Regions from separate parts of the Homo sapiens genome. Here region 2 is linked to region 1. A link is an interaction called in ENCODE POLR2A ChIA-PET data of the cell type or tissue named here. Cell type or tissue: HepG2. All regions are shown on one strand. Links, peaks and the distances in the headings refer to the core of each region. The heading gives the core; the rest is flanking DNA.

The links. ChIA-PET counts read pairs that join two places held together with the same protein. Peaks named below come from ENCODE experiments on the same cell type or tissue, not always from the same donor. Only the 100,000 strongest peaks of a DNase experiment are listed, where the experiment ranks them.
Region 2: POLR2A ChIA-PET joins it to region 1 with 10 read pairs; 3 of 35 experiments call an interaction of 5 or more read pairs at or near these places.

Annotation. Positions count from the first base shown.
Region 1 is chr13:33,163,294-33,172,993 of GRCh38, reverse strand. STARD13 (StAR related lipid transfer domain containing 13) reads left to right here. Exons shown (of 14, transcript NM_178006.4): 2 at 5,372-5,443; 3 at 7,576-7,657. Among named protein-coding and RNA genes, the nearest start is that of STARD13-AS, 110 kb to the left of the region's middle. In HepG2, for the core only: no CTCF peak of the experiment used is centred there; DNase peaks (open chromatin) are centred at 3,763, 4,463, 5,193 and 8,463; H3K4me3 peaks cover 559 bases.
Region 2 is chr13:33,255,895-33,265,594 of GRCh38, reverse strand. All of the region lies in intron 1 of STARD13 (StAR related lipid transfer domain containing 13), which reads left to right. Among named protein-coding and RNA genes, the nearest start is that of STARD13-AS, 17 kb to the left of the region's middle. RefSeq lists an enhancer at 4,709-5,209. In HepG2, for the core only: a CTCF peak has its summit at 3,208; DNase peaks (open chromatin) are centred at 3,344, 3,704, 5,074, 6,684 and 1 weaker place; H3K4me3 peaks cover 818 bases.

The DNA.
Region 1 (9,700 bases), core at 717-8,716:
ATCCCATGACGATCACACTCTTTCTTTTCCTTACTTCTCTTAAGTACTTTTAACGAACATTTAAAAAAGAAGACCTATTTAAATTGGAGCCAGTTTGTCCATAGAAATTCAAGGAGATTTGTAGGAACAACATAAATACATGTGCTCGTATGTAATGATTTCATAAACTTTCCACAATAGAACAGATTCTTTCTAGCCAGCTACATGTCTGATAATAATAAATTTTAATTTGGGCCTCATTTGAATTTTTGGTCATTTAGAAAGGATACCCAATACCTTTCAGTGAGCTATTGAAAAAGTATTTGCTATGCTGAGAAAAACGTAAAACAAAATGTACATACTTAAAATGCTTAGCCAAGAGAACACACTGTTCCCAAGCATGCTAGAAGCACGCTAGACACACCAGCTTAAAAATACAATGAGGTTGTAATGTGAGATGAGGCCTGCAAACCTGGGCAGCAAATTTGCTGTGCTCACTATGTTTCCTGACTTGCCTGAGGTCCTACAGAGCCTTGTCCACAGACTGTCTGTAGCTAAGAGACTACATTAAAGAAACAGCTTGTAAATCTCTTTTAACTCCCATAGACTTCCAGCCTTCTCCACCGTCAGTCTACACTGGTGAGGTCCTATTGAACTCTTTTCTCTTGGCTACCTTGATGTTATAATCTTCCTACAGGGAAATGCAATTGGCAGTATTCAAAAATCAAATATTTAAAAAATAAGCATCATTCTCGAAACAAAGTAAATTTCCCATTTTTTTTACAAATAAGATCATTATATAAGAAAATATTCGCAATGTATTCTTAAGTGAAAAAAGCAGTCAACCAAAGATATTAGCATAGTACTGTTTTGACAGATAACATATATAAAGTTAGGTGTTCATAATGGGGCAAGAGTTGACTTTTTTCATTCATTGTGACTTTCTCTATTAGGAAGTTTTCAACACTGGGCATGTATAATTAAGAAACATGATAATATGTTCATGTGAAAACCCACATCGGCCATGGTTTGTTTCCACGGTGCCTTTGTTCTCATGCCCATGGTAGTGGGTGCCTCCCCAGGTGCTAGCAAGAGCTTCCCTCTGCTGGGTCTGTCTGAGGATAGTGGTCACATCATGCTCAAAGCATGTGTAAGGCAACTGAGGCAAAGCCAGTGACTTTGCCTTAAGTGGAATCGCAGATATATGGCTGAATAGCACGGGTAGCACCACACCAACCACTGAACTTACTGAGTAAAACAGTGAAAATGTTTGCTAGACCAGGCTACCAGTGGAAACACTGGATATCTCCCTTTTCAACCAGTTGATTTCAGCCCCCAAATGACTATTGGTCTCCTTAGACTAACAGGGATGGGGTGCTCTTAAGAATCAGGTCACCTTATGTGGGTGGTGGTGATAGGGCTAGGGAGTGTGCTTGGAGGCAAGAGGCGTCAGCCCTACATAAACCATGTAGAAGAGGCTCCTTGCAGAAAGAGGTTCCGTTATCAGAATACGTAGGGAAGGATGTTGGACAGACAAAAATAGATACCTGCCAGAGAGCAAAATGAAATAATTATTACATAGAATAGTTACAAAAATTACATAGAAATCTTTTCATAATACCAAGCTGAATGGATTGGATTTTCACCAGCAAAGCAGCACAGTAACCTCCGTAGAGATTGGTGGGCCCTTCTGTCCAGGTCCACTCTCTGGTTTCACTCCACACTCAGGTTTTCCATGAGACAGCTACAGTGAGCTGAGGCTTTGCCTTGCAGCCCTGGAGCTGCTACAGGGGTGGGTAAGGGTAGCAAATGGAGAACAAATAAAACTGTCAAAATGTGATTTTAATAGCTCTTAATGCTTTTACATAATATTATGCTGGCTAGCAAGAGAACAATAAAAAAGAGTTTTTCACACTTTTCTCCTCAAATGTCATTTAAATCTCATTAGGTAGATCTTTGTGAAATGATGGCACTGGCAATAATGATTCCTTTTTAGTTCTCCAGTCATTTTGGCCAGTGGAAGGGCCTGGGGAAAAGCATTAGTATTTGGCTGATTGGTATTAGTAGGGGCCATGAAGAATTAATAAAAATTGTAAGACTTTTTTACCCTTCCCCCCTCAATTGGATGGGCAAACTCAGATTTGATAGGGGTTAATTATGCCAGATTATTTTGCTTGTTTTGTCACTAGCTGGTAAATGAGAGTTGGCTTTGTCCTTAAATTGAGGTATCAAGATGTTGGGACTGCAGCTAGGGTGGGGGAATATGAAATGAGGGTGTGTGTTTGAGAGACATTTGGGCAAATAGAATGGCAAGTTGGGTATAGGAAATGATGCTACACGAGGAGTCACCTGCCATGGCTAGGACAGGGCTGCTTCTAATTTATGATATTTACTCATTGCAGTTTTGTTGTCATTTAAGCCTGAGGTCTAAAAGTTTAAGTGCCTGCCCATTAAAGCAAACAAAAAAAATCATCTTATTTGAATGATTGATTTATCTGGGTTCTGGTTAAAATTTGGTTATTCATGTATGTATCTGAATAGGATTTCAGTTCGTTATCCATGTTGCTGTCATAAAAAATGAAATGCAGCTATTATCTGAGGAGCCTTTTAAATAAAATTTCCCTGGCTAGCTTCAGCCCCATTGCACTGTCCAACCAGAATTTTAAGTTCCAAAAGGAGTGTTGTTTTCAAAATTTTTAAATTTTTCATTTTTGTGGGGACATAGTAAGCGTATGTATATATTTATGGGGTACATGAGATATTTTGATACAGGTGTGCAATATGAACTCATTACATCATGGAGAATAGGGTATTCATCCCCTCGGGCATTTATTCTTTGTGTTACAAACAATCCAATTATACTCTTTTAGTTATTTAAAAATGTACAAATAAGTTGTTATTGACTGTAGTTACCCTGTTGTGCTATCAAATAGTAGGTCTTATTCATTCTTTCTAATTTTTTTTTGTACCCATTAATGATCCCCACCTCTCCTCCAGCCCCCACTACCCTCCTCAGCCTCTGGTAACCATCCTTCTAATCTCTATGTCCATGAGTTCAATTATTTTGATTTTTAGATCCCACAAATTAGTGAAAACACGTGATGTTCCAAAGGGAGTTTTCTAGAAGGATTCCTGGCTGCCCACTTCTTCTCCACCATGTTATCCTTTTCATCTTCAGGATCTGAGCTCACCACATTCCCTGGGCTGGAGGGGTGCGAACTCTTTCATAGGTCACTTCCCACTCTCTGTCTTTGAGCTTTCTAGGCTGCAGAGCCCCTGTCTTGTGGGTCTTCCCCATTTGTTCTTCATGGCCTGGCTCTCTGGGACTGTCTTGCTGAACACTACATTTTCATTGTAGTAAAGGTAATAATAAAACAGAAAAAGGCATAGGATTCATGTAATGCCAAGAGAAAATATAATATTCTGTGCTTCTCTCCAAGACTTGCTGACTCATAATTAGGTTTAGAGCATGTCTAGAAATTAGGTGTTTTCTCGTTACTATCCGCTGTATTATATGGGAGCGGGAAGCAAATCTGAGCTTGAAAATCTATTAGGCAGCACTTTATCCATGACTCAGGAGCAACTCACCACATTTTCCACACGTTACAGATGGAATGTATGTTTTCCTATTTCCTCTGAAATACTTGTGTGGTTATCAAAGTAGGAACCTTCAAATACAGACTCTCAACTGGGTACTAAATAGAACTTTTGAGCAATGCAATAATTGCCTTTTGTACCTTCCCAGAGGAAAGCCCAAGTTAGCCCAGGCAGCACAATTCAGCTAAGCTGTGTTTTGAACAGCAGTTGTGGAACTCAGAGACTCCTTTTCTGATAGAAATGCTTTCAATAGCTTTTCTTTCCAGCTTGGTTCCCTGGATGTTTCTGAACCATGTGTCCATGGCAGGAATGGGTACATGGTAGGAACATGCTGGTCACACTTAAGTGGAAAACCCTCACACAAGAGACAAATCTCAAGCTTTTGAAATCATCAGTCCCTGGAGTAACAGTAGATTAGGGGATGACAGAAGAGGCAGGCGTTCCGGGGCAGGAGCCACCACAGGCTCTGTTTCCTTGGATTTAATGACAAAGTTCAATCTAGATTTAACCAGATCTGTGGAACTAGGCGGTAGGGTTTTGCTCTTCCTGGTGATGCCTGAGTAAGATCTGGCCTTTGGTCTATTTTCCTAACATATACCAAATAGCTCTGGCACATCAAACATCTTACTGCACAGACACTGAGCTTTCAATGTTGAGGTACAATCGCAGGCCCAGGGTGATGTTAGTGTAGATCATTTCTGTGCAGTGATCCCAAGAACGCCCTGTACACTCCAGCTTTGGCTATGGGGAAAAATTAGCATCATAGTAAATGGAAATACAATGACCTGACAGGGACCCATCCTAACAGCGGAGGAAAGGGCCTTGGTAAAGACTTGTGATAATAGGCTGTTTAATTTTGTTTGGAGAGACTGGACTTTCAACAGATGAACTTCTTTCCCCTTGGATTCATATTTGTCTAACAGAGTTGTGGTTGGGAAATGATCCAGGATTCACAAGGTCAAAAAGTGACCTGGTTCACATACTGTAGACTCCTCCTATCTCACTCCACAGCTTCCCCAGGCAGGTGGTCCGGTGGGCTGTTGGTGCATCCACACCAAAAATGGTCACCCAAGGGACATATCAACCTCTTGGGCTTGGCCCTCAGAGGTTCTGGCAGGCTCATCAAACTCAAGTCTCAATTCCAAATAATCAACTTTCCTCTTCTATGCCGCACTCTACAGCTTGAAATCATTCCAATGTGCTTGATTAATGAACATTTTGTTATAATGCATGGGGAATTAAGGCTATTAGTGAAATTTTTAAAACAATAATACACTGGATTTTAGCTTTTTTTCATGAGAAAATACATTTTCATAGGCAATCTAGTTGTAGTCTTTCTTAAAGTTATCCCAAGAGTGAAAGAATGAAGGAATGTTGAATAAACATTTTTAGCCTAATCTTTGGAACTTAAAAAAAAAATTCCATTAAAAAAAAAAAGAATTGTAAAGAAGAATGCCCTCTTTTCCCCTAGTGCCCTGGTTCCCTGGTGTATAAATAAGACATTTTTCCCTGCCTGAAATTCAGCCTTTGTCTTCTATGATCTGTGGTTTTGTTATTATCCACATACTTATGGATCTACATTGAAGATTATCTTAGCAGACACATAACAAGGACCTTTGTATTACCCGCTCGTTTTCCACCCACTCCCGGGTAAGCCTACTTATGCAGACTTACCTGGAACAATTTTGCTTTGTAATAACTTGCACAAAGCTCACCAGTGTCTCCATGATTAAGAAGGCAGAGTACTAGGGTGCGGCTGTGGGACTCACAATTTTATCTCTCTTGTGTTTTTCAGAAATTGAGGCAAAAGAAGCATGTGACTGGCTCCGTGCTGCCGGGTTCCCGCAATACGCTCAGTTATATGAGGGTACGTCAGCCCTTCGCTTCGCTCTTACACAGAGAATAAATCCAAAATGAACCACACGTATCCTGTGGTGTGTTTTGACTTCCAGATTTTTTTTTCTCGCCCATTTTGCTTCGCTTTCTTTTTCCCTCGGCCTTTTTGCTATGCCCAGGGGTTATCCTGATACCAATTTAGAAATGAATATCACTTCCCAGGCCCACTTTACTTTCTGCTTCCCACTACTAATTCCCATCTCTTTACCGCAAACCCCAACTCGACGTTTTCCTTCCAGCATTCTGCCATCAGCAGCTTTTCTGCACTTCCTTCTTTTTCTCCTTGTTTTTCCTTTACTACTCTCACTTTTCTTGAAATCACAATGAACTCACTGTTAAAAAACTTCCTAGAAGTCACAAAATTAATTATCCTGAAATTTCTGTTTAATTCTGTTTACTTTATATGAAAAATGTCAAGATATAACATGAATCAGATGTTATTCTTCCGAGTTTTAGGTAAGGTGTCTTATTGCTAGCATTACACTTCCTTTCATTGATTTTTTTTTGGTTTTTTTTTTGTTTTTTTTTGAGATAGAGTCTGGCTCTGCCACCCAGGCTGGAGTGCAGTGGTACAATCTCCACTCGCTGCAACCTCCGCCTCCTGGGTTCAAGCAATTTCCTGCCTCAGCCTCCCAAGTAGTTGAGATTACAGGCGGGCACCACCACACCTGGCCAATTTTTGTATTTTTAGTAGAGACAGGGTTTCACCACGTGGGTCAGGCTGGTCTCGAACTCCTGACCTCAAGTGACTTTCCCACCTCGGCCTCCCTAAGTGCTGAGATTACAGGCGTGAGCCACCACCCAGCCTTTTCATTGATTCTTTAATTGACAGTTAATAGACATACTCATGTCCCTTATATCTAAAGTTATAACCAAAGCTTTTAACTTCTTCTCGGATTGTCCTTATCTAGTAATGAACTAGTCAGGACCCCAACAATGAGCAGGTGGCAGGCTCAAGGCCATTTACAGAGGATTTGTTTCTAACAGTGCTCATTGCAAAGGTGCAGGCAGGACAGGGGGTGGCCACGAGGAACGGTGCACAGTGCAAGAGCCCAGGGCTTGTAGTGGCACAGCTGTCACTACCATGAGCCCAAAGGGACAGGCCAAGGAAGAGAGTGCCAGAGCCCAGGAGGAGAGAGGAGCCTCAAACCAGACCCTAGGAAGGAGCACAGCTGGCAAGAGGCAGCCTTCCATGAAAAAAAATCACAAGTGTCTCCCTCCCTCCCTCACTAGCCGAGCAAGACAGCTTCACTCTGGAACCATCTGTAAGTCACTCACATGATTTTTTTTCACCAGAAGGGGAATTATGTCTGTTTCCAACTCATGCTAAAATTTAGATACCCTTAGATTTATCATGACTGGCAAGGTGTAGACAGCACAAAATACAAGATGAGATAAAGGAAAAAGTGGCAAGTCAATGATAGTGACCCAGCATGGTTACATTTGGCTATGTCCTCTATTCCAATGAGCTGCAGATTGCTACCTCCATGAACGAGGTACCCAGAATTCACACCATGTTCTAAATATTGCCTGTGACCTTCAAAGCTGGCATGAATTGTCTGTTGGAGGGAAGTAGTGTTCGAATTATTCTTTTTGGATAGAATCAATTTGAGTATTTTGCTGATACTCCAGAGTGATAAAGATTTTGCTACTAAAAAAAATTTCAGATGATAGAACTTTGGGTATTTTTGGAAATTTCCTTTTTGAAGGAAAAAAATCTGCCAAATTAAGTATTTCGTGAAACCATCAAGATAGACGCCAGTGACCTACGTGTTAGGTGGATGGTGAAAGCACAAAAGCTCTTCTCTGAGGCCACATCCACCTAAGACTGTAATAAGGATGAGCTAGAAAAATGCAGGCACTTAGTGTTCAATCCTATCCAAGGTCAAGCACTTGACTATCCTCATATTTCGCACTTATATTGTACTCCTAAAAGCATTTACAGTGATAGCAATTTTTTGCTCTCTTAAACATTCCCAACAATGATGATGGGCAGTCACTGCTATTAAAATCAGTGGCTTTTACAGACCTTGAAGGTCTGAATATGTTGGTGCTCATTCAGATAAAACAAAGTACATCAACTTCTTTGTCTTTCTCTCTCAGATTCACAATTTCCCATCAACATTGTGGCTGTCAAGAATGATCATGATTTTCTTGAAAAGGACCTTGTAGAACCTCTTTGCAGGTAAACCATGTGAAGTATTTTTGTTTCTTTCCACTGTTCAGTCTGCAACAGGCATCACTATACTGAAGGGCGAGCTCAGCTATTCGGCAAGTATTCACTGAGTGCCTACCATGTGCCTGACCCAGGTGCAGGTTCTAAATGTACTACTGTTAATGAGCATGATCAGTTTGTGTTTTCATGGAGCTTAAATCCTAGCAGGGGCCTTTGGACACTAGATTAGGAAAATGACAGAGAAAGAAGAGAGAGAGAGTGAGAGTGAGAAAAAGAAAGAAGGAGGGGGAAAGTTTATTTCAGAGAGTATAAATGCTATGGTCAAGCTAAAACAACATGGGGATGTAGACAGTGATTGGGGGTGTGGATGGGTCAGTAGAGGGAAGAAGCATGAGCAGGCTCAGCATGTGTGGTGAGGGAAGGCTCTGAAAAACTACGAGTGTGTCAAACTTGGCTGTATTTTTTGCAAAGTCAAGTGATTATCTCCTCAAACTCGTGTGTATGAACTCAAGTAATTGTAGCACCAAACTGGCCTATTTAAGCTATTAGTTTGTGATAGATAGTGTAAGGAGACAAAGATGTATATATGGATAATTTCTTCCCCTTAAAACAACGTATTATCTTGTTGAAGAAACTCAGTTGAAGAAATGAGGTGTGAATACCTGAGCAAATAACAATTATAATTTGGGTAATAATAAAAGATCCAGGAAAAGCTATATTCCTGAAGAATTAAATGCTGCCTGAGAGGTGGTGTGTCTGTAGGAATTTGAAGTTTCATAATTAAAGCCCTGAAGAGAGGTCAGAGCTGAAGATAAGGATTAGTTATGGGAGATGAGTCATTTTACCAAGGCCATACAGCTAGTTTAGGGCCAAAATGACCTTAAAACCCAGTATTCCTAATGCTAAATCCAATGTTCTTTCTAGTATATTCTGCATTTGACATAAATAAGGTAGTAGTTTAAAGGGAAAGTAATGATTAGCAAAACTTATGAAGACAGGAGCGATCAACGCACATTAAATAGTGTGTAAATTACCTAATCCTAGGCTTGCTGAATCTTCAGACACGTATATACATAATATATTTTTGTGTCACAAACCAGTCACTCTGTGTTTTCTATATGAAGAGAAAATAGGTTTGTGTTAAGAAATGATCTCTGAATGTTCAAGAAAATAATACTATGGGCTTGCTTACATGGGTGGAAGAGCAAAGAACTCCTCAAATCATAAATGACAGGACTAAGTTATTTGGACGAGAAAACAAACAAACTCAAAATGACATTTATGAGAGCTTATGAAGTGAATGGATGATTTGGTTGTGATTCTGTAAAGGTAATGAATTGGAAAGACAGTGTTTCCTCTTCTGCATGTCTAAGGTACACAGCAAGCAGGAGCAGATTCCTCCTCATAAGCATTCACTCCACTCAGAGCCATGTAGCCAGCACTTCGTCCTGAGTTTTATCTCTCAGTTTTAACCACATATTTTTTTGCTAGTTGGCTTTTTTTAATATTTGAAAAATTATATATTATTTTTTCCCATTGAATTTTTGAAATGTTTTCATTAAGTTGAGGTATAACATATATATATGTTATATATATATGTTATATATATATGTTTTATATATGTTATATATATGTTTTATATATATGTTATATATATATATGTTTTATATATATGTTATATATATATGTTTTATATATATATATGTTATATATATATGTTTTATATATATATATATATATTTTTTTTTTTTTTTTTGAGACAGAGTCTTGCTCTGTCGCCCAGGCTGGAGCACAGTGGTGCAATCTCAGTTCACTGCAAGCTTTACCTCCTGGGTTCAAATGATTCTCCTGCCACAGCCTCTAGAGTAGCTGGGACTACAGGCATATGCCACCACACCTGGCTAATTTTGGTATTTTTAGCAGAGATGGGGTTTCACCATGTTGGCCAGGCTGGTCTGAAACTCCTCCTGGCCTCAAGTGATCTGCTCACCTCAGCCTCCCAAAGTGCTGGGATTACAGGTGTGAGCCACCGAGCCCAGCTGAGGTATAACA
Region 2 (9,700 bases), core at 1,194-9,193, 92 kb before region 1:
TATTTCATATTTTATAATTCTTAGAGTAAAATTTGCCCAAATACAACATAATTTAGTGCCTGATTTTAGAAATGTGAATAAACCAAAACACTAGTTAAATTGGTACAAGTTGTCTGAAATAGCTGTAAACCCCAAGATTAATTTGTAAAGAAACTCAATAAACAAATGTCCCTATAGGACACCTGTTCATATTGTTTACACCAAATTCCTAAGTGGTCTGTCAGCATCTTAGCAAGAAGGAGATTTTCAAATGTGAACTCTTCCAGAAGTAAAGATGTTTAAATATTTAATGAAGTAGGAAATTGCACATATTTGCCTCAGGCAGCTGCCCCACTGATACTGAATAAAAAATACTCATAGAGTATTTTATAAGAGCTATTAATATAGAGTTTAACTTCTCCACCTGAATTGTAGTTCAGATTCTGAATCTCTAGCTGCAGGTTAAATCCAAATTAAATGAGATGAGTAAGGAAGCTTCAGGAAACAGAGTTTGTGTGCTTCAAGGAGGAAGAAGCCACCTCGGAGAACTGGCTTACTCTGAAAATGCGCAAATGATCCTGAATGATCTCTGTGCTCATTAGCACCCCTGCACACATTCTGCTATTCTCTCAGCACACTCTAGTCTCTTGACTCCTGTTTGGAAAGCAATGTTTCACTATTTCCCTCAAATCCAGGCCACTTTTATTTCTCTTCATCAAGACGGGTTGTCTCTAGGGGTCAAGATGGGCAGAGGTTATGTTGAGTCAGCAAAGACTCTCTGCTTGGCAGGTCATGGTCACACCCATTCCCGTAACTTCTCCCAGCATGCAAGAACTAGAGGCCACTGCCCAGCCTCTGAGTCAATGCCAGGTTGTTCTCTAGAATAGGCTGCTCCTGACCCAGTAACCAGCTCCGGAAGTTTCCAGGCTTCTCAAAGGAGCCTTCTTCTTTGAAGGCTCCCACTTAGTGTTCTTGTCCCGTATTTATATGTCAATGCAATTCTCTCTTTCCTGCTGATCAAGCCATTCTGTTCATGGGTGGCATGGAAGAGGTCATAACCTCTGCAACCCTTCTATGTGTCAAGAAAGACCTCTAGACTCTGCTGATGAAATACGTGACCCTAATTGCCTCTCCATGCCAATGGCAGACTCATTCCCTGGCTGTTTCTGACATTACCACCAGCTGAGCTAAACCAACAGGACCCAAGTTCCTCAGGGAGCACATTGTTTGGGCAATTAGTGGTTGAGCTCCATGGAAGTGTGATCCATGACTGTTGCTATGTAACAAACTGTCCCAAACTTAGTGGTATTAAACAACCATGTTATTATGCTCATGGATTCTGTGGGTCAGGAGTTTGGAAAAGACACGGTGGAAATGGCTTGTCTCTGTTCTTTGATGACTGTGACATAGGCTGGCAAGACCTGCGGGCTATGCCTGGCTCAGTGACTGGGCTCCAGGAACATCCGAAGCCTTGGGCACTTGCATGACTGGCAGTGGATGCTGCCTCTCGGTCAGGACCTCAGTGAGACTGGCAGCTGGTGCATCTACATGTGTCCATGTGGTTGCCCAGGCTTCCTTCTTCCCCACATGGAGACTGCATCCCAAGAGTGAGCAAGGCAAGGTGTGTGACTTTTTATGATCTAGTCTTGGAAGTTGCCTCTTCACTTTTTCTGTATTCTATTAGTCAACATAGCCATAAAGGTCTGCTCAGGTTCAAGAAGAGCAGACCCATTATTCAATCGGAGGAGTGTCAAATAATTTGTAGATTAAAAAAATATATGTTTGACACATTCAGTAATGCTGGGTTCCTGTCATTTTTTCTGGCATGTGGCTGGCACCTAACTGATTCATTTGACTGAATGCTCCAACTAGAATCATCACGCGATGTTCTTTTGTCCCCAACATGAAGAGAGTGCTCGGGTGACATTCCATGTATGCCAGCTGCATTGCACCAATTCTTTGGTTGTGACTGTGTGAATAGTTGCAGGCATCATTCTGTGCAGTTTCAAATACATTAGGCTCATTTAAGCCCCTACAAACCCCGTGAAACAGGAAAGAAGAACATACTCCCACTCCCTTCCCAAGATTAAAACAAAATCCAGAATCTCTAAGCAAGGCCAATTGGTACTCAATTTTATCCCAAACCTGGTTTTCCACCAAAAGTTCTCTCATTTCATTTGTAGCTGTTTACTTTGCTGCTCCTGAATCCTTGGGAGGTAGAATTAAAGTTTCTGGGTGATGTTTTATTAAACATTTAAAGGAGAGGGGGCTCCTTTACAGCAGAGGCTTGCAAGCAGGTACAATTTTGCCCTCCAGGGAACATTTGGTAATATCTGGAGATACTGTTGATGATCACAACTAGGGGGTGGGTGCTGCTGGCATCTAGTGGGCAGAGGCCAGTGATGCTGCTGAACTTCCTGTAATGTACAGGATGCTCCCCCACACCAAAGAATTATGTGGCCCAAAATAGTGCCACTGTTGAGAAACGCTACTTTACAGGGGGTTTTATAATCCTTCTAATAAAATGAGGAAACTGGGGTTCAGAGAAGCTGAGTGACTTGCTTAAGATTCTACGACTAGTAAGTGATGAGCCAGAATGTAGACTCTCATCTTGAGATCTTCGGTCTCATGTCTTTATTTCCTATGGTACTTGAGCTGGCCTTGCCACCTGCCTGTAGAGAGAGGACTTGGAGTGGGGAGTGGGTATTCTTGCTTTCCTGGAATTCTGGGCATCCACCACACCCATCTAATAAGCAGAAGTCACTGGGATGGACATTGTGCTCCTGCAGTTTTCTTTACTCATTAGGATCCAGGGGCAGGGCTTACATGAGCAGAGTGAAGATTTCGGTAAGGCCTGGGTGGGAACTGGACTCTAACCTCCCAGATCGAGACTTGTAAATAACAACTGAAAAACTAGAGTACAGGGTGTGTGTGTGTGTGTGTGTGTGTGTGTTGTGTGTGTGTGTGGGGGGGGGGGTTCTGGGTGTGGTGTGGGAGGGAAGTAAGATCTTATCCCACAACAATAAGCAAACAGCTAATTACTTGTAATTTTGGAGATAATTGTTTTCTCCTCCTGCAAACATGCCAAACAGGAAATTAATTTAAACCCCAGAAAGTTCGAATCATCTGCAGATTGTCAGGAAAGAAACACTCATTATCCCCTTAGAGCCCCCATCATATCTAACAGGCAGGCTGAAAAGTGCAGCTGCAGCACAGGGCTGCCACCTCTGTGCGAGGTCCCCCCACTGGCTGGTGGCTGGAGAGTAACAGGACGGAGCCTCTAGCAGAGGCAGGACCGAGGCAGGCAGACGGGGCCCAGCTTCCCATTGACACCTGATTCATGCCACCTGATGCAGAATGTCTCACTGTGAGTCATCCTTGCTGATAGACCTATTCATCACTTTGAATTCCATGTCAGTGCAAGAGCTGGCTTCATTCGGCCTTGGATAAATGAGTCTTCAGGTAATAGATGACAGTTAAAATATCAGGCAAATGTTATCTCCAGTGAAAGACTTGGCTTTGCCCGCTTAGTCTGTTTTGCTTCTCAGCTTAAGGCAGTCTCTCTTCACTTCTAAGAGGGAGGATGAACACAATCCAGATTGTTCATTTAGATGAAGCATCTTCCTCCTCCTAACTTCTCACTGCTCGTGGGCCCGAGTTCACCAGGGAAAGCCTTCTAGGGTTGAGCAACAGAACAAAAGGAATGGGCTGCCCTGCCTTCCGAACCCAAGCAACCCGTGCATACAGTGTTTTAACTGTTCTGGAAAGAATGAAGCATTCATAAGCCCTTCCATTTTCAAGAAAAAAATTTCCTGTGACATTTTAATCCCCTTTTGTGCTGGAGAATTTTTAGAGTTTTCTCCTGCCAGTCATCTCAAATGTTTTGTATCTTTCCCTTTTAGCTGAATTGCGTATTATGAGCCATGACCCACAATAAAAAATAATGCCACTGTTATTGAATGAAAGTCTCGTTCTTTGGGTTATTCTGGGCTATGGGGTCAGCATATAAATGCTGACCTCTGAAAGTCCAAAGATGTTATCTAGTTGAGGCTTATGCCGGGAGAACAAAAATGAGCTGTGAGATGAAAATGACCACCTGGGATCTCCAATTTGGTTTATGTTTCCGTGAAATAGTTTCTATAAATGATATGAGTGGGTGCCACTGCATTTTCTCTAAAAGGAGCGCTGGCTTATTTCTGAGATCTCTTGTCTGTGTATGGAATTTTTGTAGTTACTCTCTATCTAAATTGGGGTTCTCAATCTCCCCACTATCGACATTTGGGGGCCAGGTAATTGTTTTTTGTGGGGACTGTCCTATGCATTGTGGGATGCTAAGAGGCATCCATAGTTTTTACCTCTGGATACCAGAAGAGATCTAACCCACAAGTTGTGAAAACCAAACATGTCTCCAGACATTGCCCTGTGTTCTCAGGGGAGCAAAAATCCCTGCAGATGAGAACCATTGAGCTAAATAAAAATAAGGATCCCTAGATAGATACAAATGAATTCATTCCTTTGTTCAATCTTTTAACAAATGTCTCTTAAATGTCTTCTGTGTACCAGAGTCTTCTTTGAAGATTGTAAATTGAGAGATGACTAGATCATAGTTATTGCCCTATAGGGACTTGGAGAGAAGACAGGCATGAATCTAAATAATTACACCAGGAATGCCCTCTAATGAAGACGGGAAGGACGTGGCTTAGGAGTTCAGAGGAATAAGTGTTAACTCTTCTTGAACTTATCAGATTTCCTGAAAATTCTGATTCTCCATTTATTCAGAAACACTTACGTTTTCAAGGGAAAAAAATCCTGTTTATTAAGATATTACACTACAGAGAGTTTCAAAGTCAAACTTATGAATTCTTTTATGTAAATGTTTTGGTAAGGTAAATTTTGGTTTCAAATGTAGATAAAAGAAGTCGCAATATCTAGATATTAGTTGATGTACAAAACATGTACATGAAAGGCTCTGAATGAACGGATTGGGTAACAGCTGTTCAAAGGGCTGAGTGAGCCCTGAGCTTGGACAGTGTCCAGGCTCTGTCTTAGGAAAGTGTCTGCCATGCTTTGAAGTCACAATTTTGAACCTTTGTTCACAGTAACAGACAAAAGTGGATGTTTACACTTCCTGGGGCTTCAGATTTGATGACCTCCCCCGTAAAATGTAGAGGGCAGTAAGATGAAACAGAAATAGACCTGCCTCCACTGTTGAAGCAGCGTTGGCAATGGCTGCCCACTGTGAGCTGCAGCGAGCACAGCTCCCAGACCACCAGCTGGAAATCCACCCCTTTCTCTTTCATTGCAAATAAGTGCGAAAGATGCTACGATAAGGTTTTGAATCTATGGCAAATGAATATTTGAAATCCTTTGTATGTTTTAACTATGTGGGAGGTACTGTGATGTAATCATGAAGAACACTAGCTGGAAAGTTAGAAAGACCTGGGTTAAAACCCAGGCTCCACCAGGCCTAGATGTTTGACCATGGACCAGTTATCTAACCCCATGCTGCCTCAGGTTCTTTGTAGAAATTAGACTAATCCTTCCCACCTCAAAGGATTGTTATGAGGTAATTATAGGAGATATTTTAACTGTCTAATTTTTTTTTTTTTTTTTTTTTTTGGAGATGGAATCTCACTTTCTTACCCAGGCTGGAGTGCAGTGGCACGATCTCGGCTCACTGCAACTTCCACCTCCTGAGTTCGAGCATTATCCTGCCTTAGCTTCCTGAGTAGCAGGTCCCTCCCATGACATGTGGGAATTATAGGAGCTACAGTTCAAGATGAGATTTGGGTAGGGATACAGCCAAACCATATTAATATGGAAGGTCATCATTGCCTAGGAAGTGCCTGCATAAATAGATATAAGTTGAGCTTTTAATTTGCTTTCAGTTCAGGTTAAATTTGGAATATTGGTAATGATTTTTAAACTCAAGCAAGCGTATTGTCACTTTTTGGCGATTTCCTAGGCCCAACTGAACCATAAACAGAGGATTCCTTTGCTCTTGATCTTTTGAGACCTAATAAGAATGCACAAACCACTTTCAGTGCTCTCTTTGCATGACAACTATGTAGATGTGATGGAGTCTGGCAATGTCAAAAGAAAGGAAGCATCCTCTACCCAGGGTTGAGATTGCATCAGATCATGGGAACTGACACCAAAGCCAGTGTGAAGTTTAAGAGTGGAGGCATTGCTGAGAGTCCCATTTTGAAGAGGTCCTTTTTATTCCTGTGCACATTCTTGCCCAATATCCTCCTTACTGATATATGCTTCTCTATTAATTTTTAATTTCTACCAAAATCTCAGAAAGAAGATACTGTCAGTCCCTATGAAAACAAGGACTGTAACAATCTCACAAGTTTGTTTCTCAAAAGATAATTTTTCTCATCCATTCCTGCATTTATTCATTCAACATTTATTCAGCAACTGTTAGATGCTGGGCAAGACAAGATGTGGGCCCCACCCTCCAGGAGCTTCCATTCTAGTGGGGGCAGGGGAGGAAGGGAGGGAGGTAGAGAGGTAATGATAGTACAGGACAGAAGTACAAGGGTAGGCATTAGTGCAGGATCCAAGGGGAGCTCCAGAATCCATACTAAATGCTTAGGGAAGGCTTCCAAGATTAGGCAATGTTCCTGTTGACTTTTGAAAGAGACAGCCCAGCAAAGATAGAACAGAAAGATGTTGTTTTCCAACAGTATGGCACAACACTTGAAGAACAGAAAGACACTTATAGGAGAAAGATCTCATGTGCTGTAGTCAAGCACAGTGAGAGAGCATGGTCTGTTCTAGGAAGAGCAAATTAAGGAGAAACCTTGTTTTCTGTATGGAAGCAAAGGCCTAGATAGGTCACTGTGGCTCCAGAGTTGAGCATGCATTGCAGAATTCCATTGCACTGATCCCTGTTATCCTTCTCCAAATCAGCCTGACCATAAAAGGGTTTGTGGCTCTATTAAGTCCTTGTGTAAGAAAAACTACACATAAAGATTTAATTGAAAATAATTGCAAGAATGGTTCTCGGAAATATTCCACTACTCTGCATTTAGAAATAGCCTGAAATGTTTTGTAATCCATCTGCGTGCCTTCCAGCTAGAGAGCGTGCAAACAATACACACTGAAAAGGCCACTCTTTTTTTTTTTTCTTTCTTCCTAATCTCCAGCATTGACGATTGCATGGTGTCTTGTGTGTTTCTGGTCTTCATAGCCATTAAACTATTTCTAAGTTGAATCGAAATCCAGTTGAAACCTGTTCTTTTTTGCTCTTCTTCTATTGAGAACATAGAACAACTGCTCTCTAGCACATCTATTTTTTTAGGAAAATGGTTATGGAAGCATTCACTCCAATCACATAATATGGGTGGGCAATTGCTTGCTTTAACTACGCCAGATAAAAGATGACCCCCAATTCTCCATGGCAACCAGAATCATTGACGATCAAGCCAGAGGAAGATGCTTTGTGTAAATTGTGTAGCTAGAAGGAGATTTGCAAATGAGGGGACTCTCACTGGCTTAACCCAAGAAGCTGATAAAGGGGAGCTGTCCATTTAAAATGCATCAGAGCCTTATCACATTCATATAAAACAAAATGACTAAATGAAGCAGCTGGAAGATTATAGTGAGTTTTAATTATCTTTTAATAGCCAAAGGGCTCTTGCCAACACATGCTGATAACCTGTCACTTGTTATGTGTCATATAATCTCCATTTATGAGTCTCAGCTGTTACAAATTGAAAATATATTTACAGTGATGATCTTTCCTTGTTAAATGCAAATTCCCAGAAATGTTCAAACTGCAAGGTATCCTCACAGCTTTGTTTCTGTTACCCTCTTGTGTGGAATTGAAAAGGCTGGTAATACTAAACAAATAATAATAACCAACCTTCTTCTTGTTCATAATTTATGACTCTCATTATGAGTATAATAATACCAGTTCTTAAAAAGTAAGGGTAAAATAATTCCTGAGGCTTGGAGATTATATTTCTGAAATTGCTTACAAATCCTTTTTTAATGGTAATCCACATTTTTTTCAAATCTGCCTGCCACCTTCTCCTCCTCTCCTTAGGTGTATCCATCTCAAATGTCTTCAGGCTCCAGGGCTCCAAGGCAGCTGCTGTGATGTCATTCATATTCCCTCTATATTCCCTAGATAGATAGGTAAAGATATAGGTATAGATATAGGTACACTTTTATATACCATGCTTGGCATTCAGTACATGTGGGATCAAATGAGAAAAAGTCTTGCAAAGTTGCTGACCCCTTCTACTTGTCTTCTTGCCTTGACCTCACTGGTATCTCATTTCTCTGCTTCTCTTGACTATTTTTACTGATGTCCTTGGTAGCAGCTCTTATTCCTCTGCCCAGCTCTGTGTTTCCCAAGATTTAGTTCCCATTCATGGTCTTATCACCAAATTTACATGGATAATTCCCAGATCTACATCTTCAGGTCAGACTTTGCACCTTTTTTCCAGTTCTATATGTCAAATGGCCTTAATTGAACATCCTTAATTATATAGTCATGATCTCTTCCAATCAACAAGTTTAACAACTGAATATGTTAATTTTATGTCTGAAAACTTTTCCTGTTTTGGTTAGAGCTTCATTTGCTCTGCCTATCTTCTTGATAAGAAACTTTGTGTTATTTTGTAGCTTTTGTATCTGTATATAGTGAGTCTGTAAGGACTACCTTCGAGATCTGGCATAAAGATTAAATTATTCTTTATTTCCACTGCAAACATTGTGGTTCAAATACAGAAACTTGTCTATTTACTTTCAACTTTAAAAATTTAATATATAAACAAATTATACTTTATTGAAATCTTCATCAGTCCTGCTCATCACCTACAGATGGGGTTAGCAGCAATGAGTCAACATTTTTGTTTCTGCCATCTTGTTTGTTAACATGCTTGTCTCGTTTAAGCTTGACTAGGAAGGTTTTTTGCAGTCATTTTGAACTGATTCTGGTTTGTTAAATGCAAAGCAGTATTCATTCAGAATTTAAAAGCAGTTCAAAGTTCTATTAAGAAAAAAATACCCCTATGATTACCATGGAAACAAAAGCAGATGTTTCAAAAAAATTTTAAAGAGAAGAAAATGTGCTGCATTGTGGACTTGGGATGAATAGTTTGCTAGCTGCTGAACTGTCAATGTGCTGATGGGTTCTGAAGGAACAGGAGTAAATAATAGAACAAGTGAAAACTGTGGGGCCTGGGTACCTGGTGATCATTTGCAAGAGGGGAGGAAGTGAGGCGGACACAATGGCAACACTGCTGACTGTAGGGCTGGAGGAGCAGCCTCTTAGTCACCAGGGCCAGCAGGAGCCCTCTCAGGAAGGCCGAGCCAGTGAGGGTGCAGGTAATGAAATGCACATCATTGACCCAGGATCATTTCTTAGTTCCCATGCCTGTAAAAATCTGCACATCAGAGTGGTCACAGCCCAGGGCTGGTGACAGGTTCAAGGCATGTTCAGAATTTGGGACGCCACGAAGCCAAATTTGAAAATTCATTTTGAAGATGAATCCTTTGTTATTGTTGAGTGTATACTTGGCTCCTTTAGTATTTCAGTAGGCTTCATTAATGAACACATTTGGAAAGTGGTCAGATGAAGATAATCAACTTATGTATGTATATTTATGCTTTTTATTTATACTTGATATAAAAATTGACCTGCATACATGTGCTCTTTCTTTAGTGCTTATGAAGAGTCTTATACTACCTGTAGACCATCATG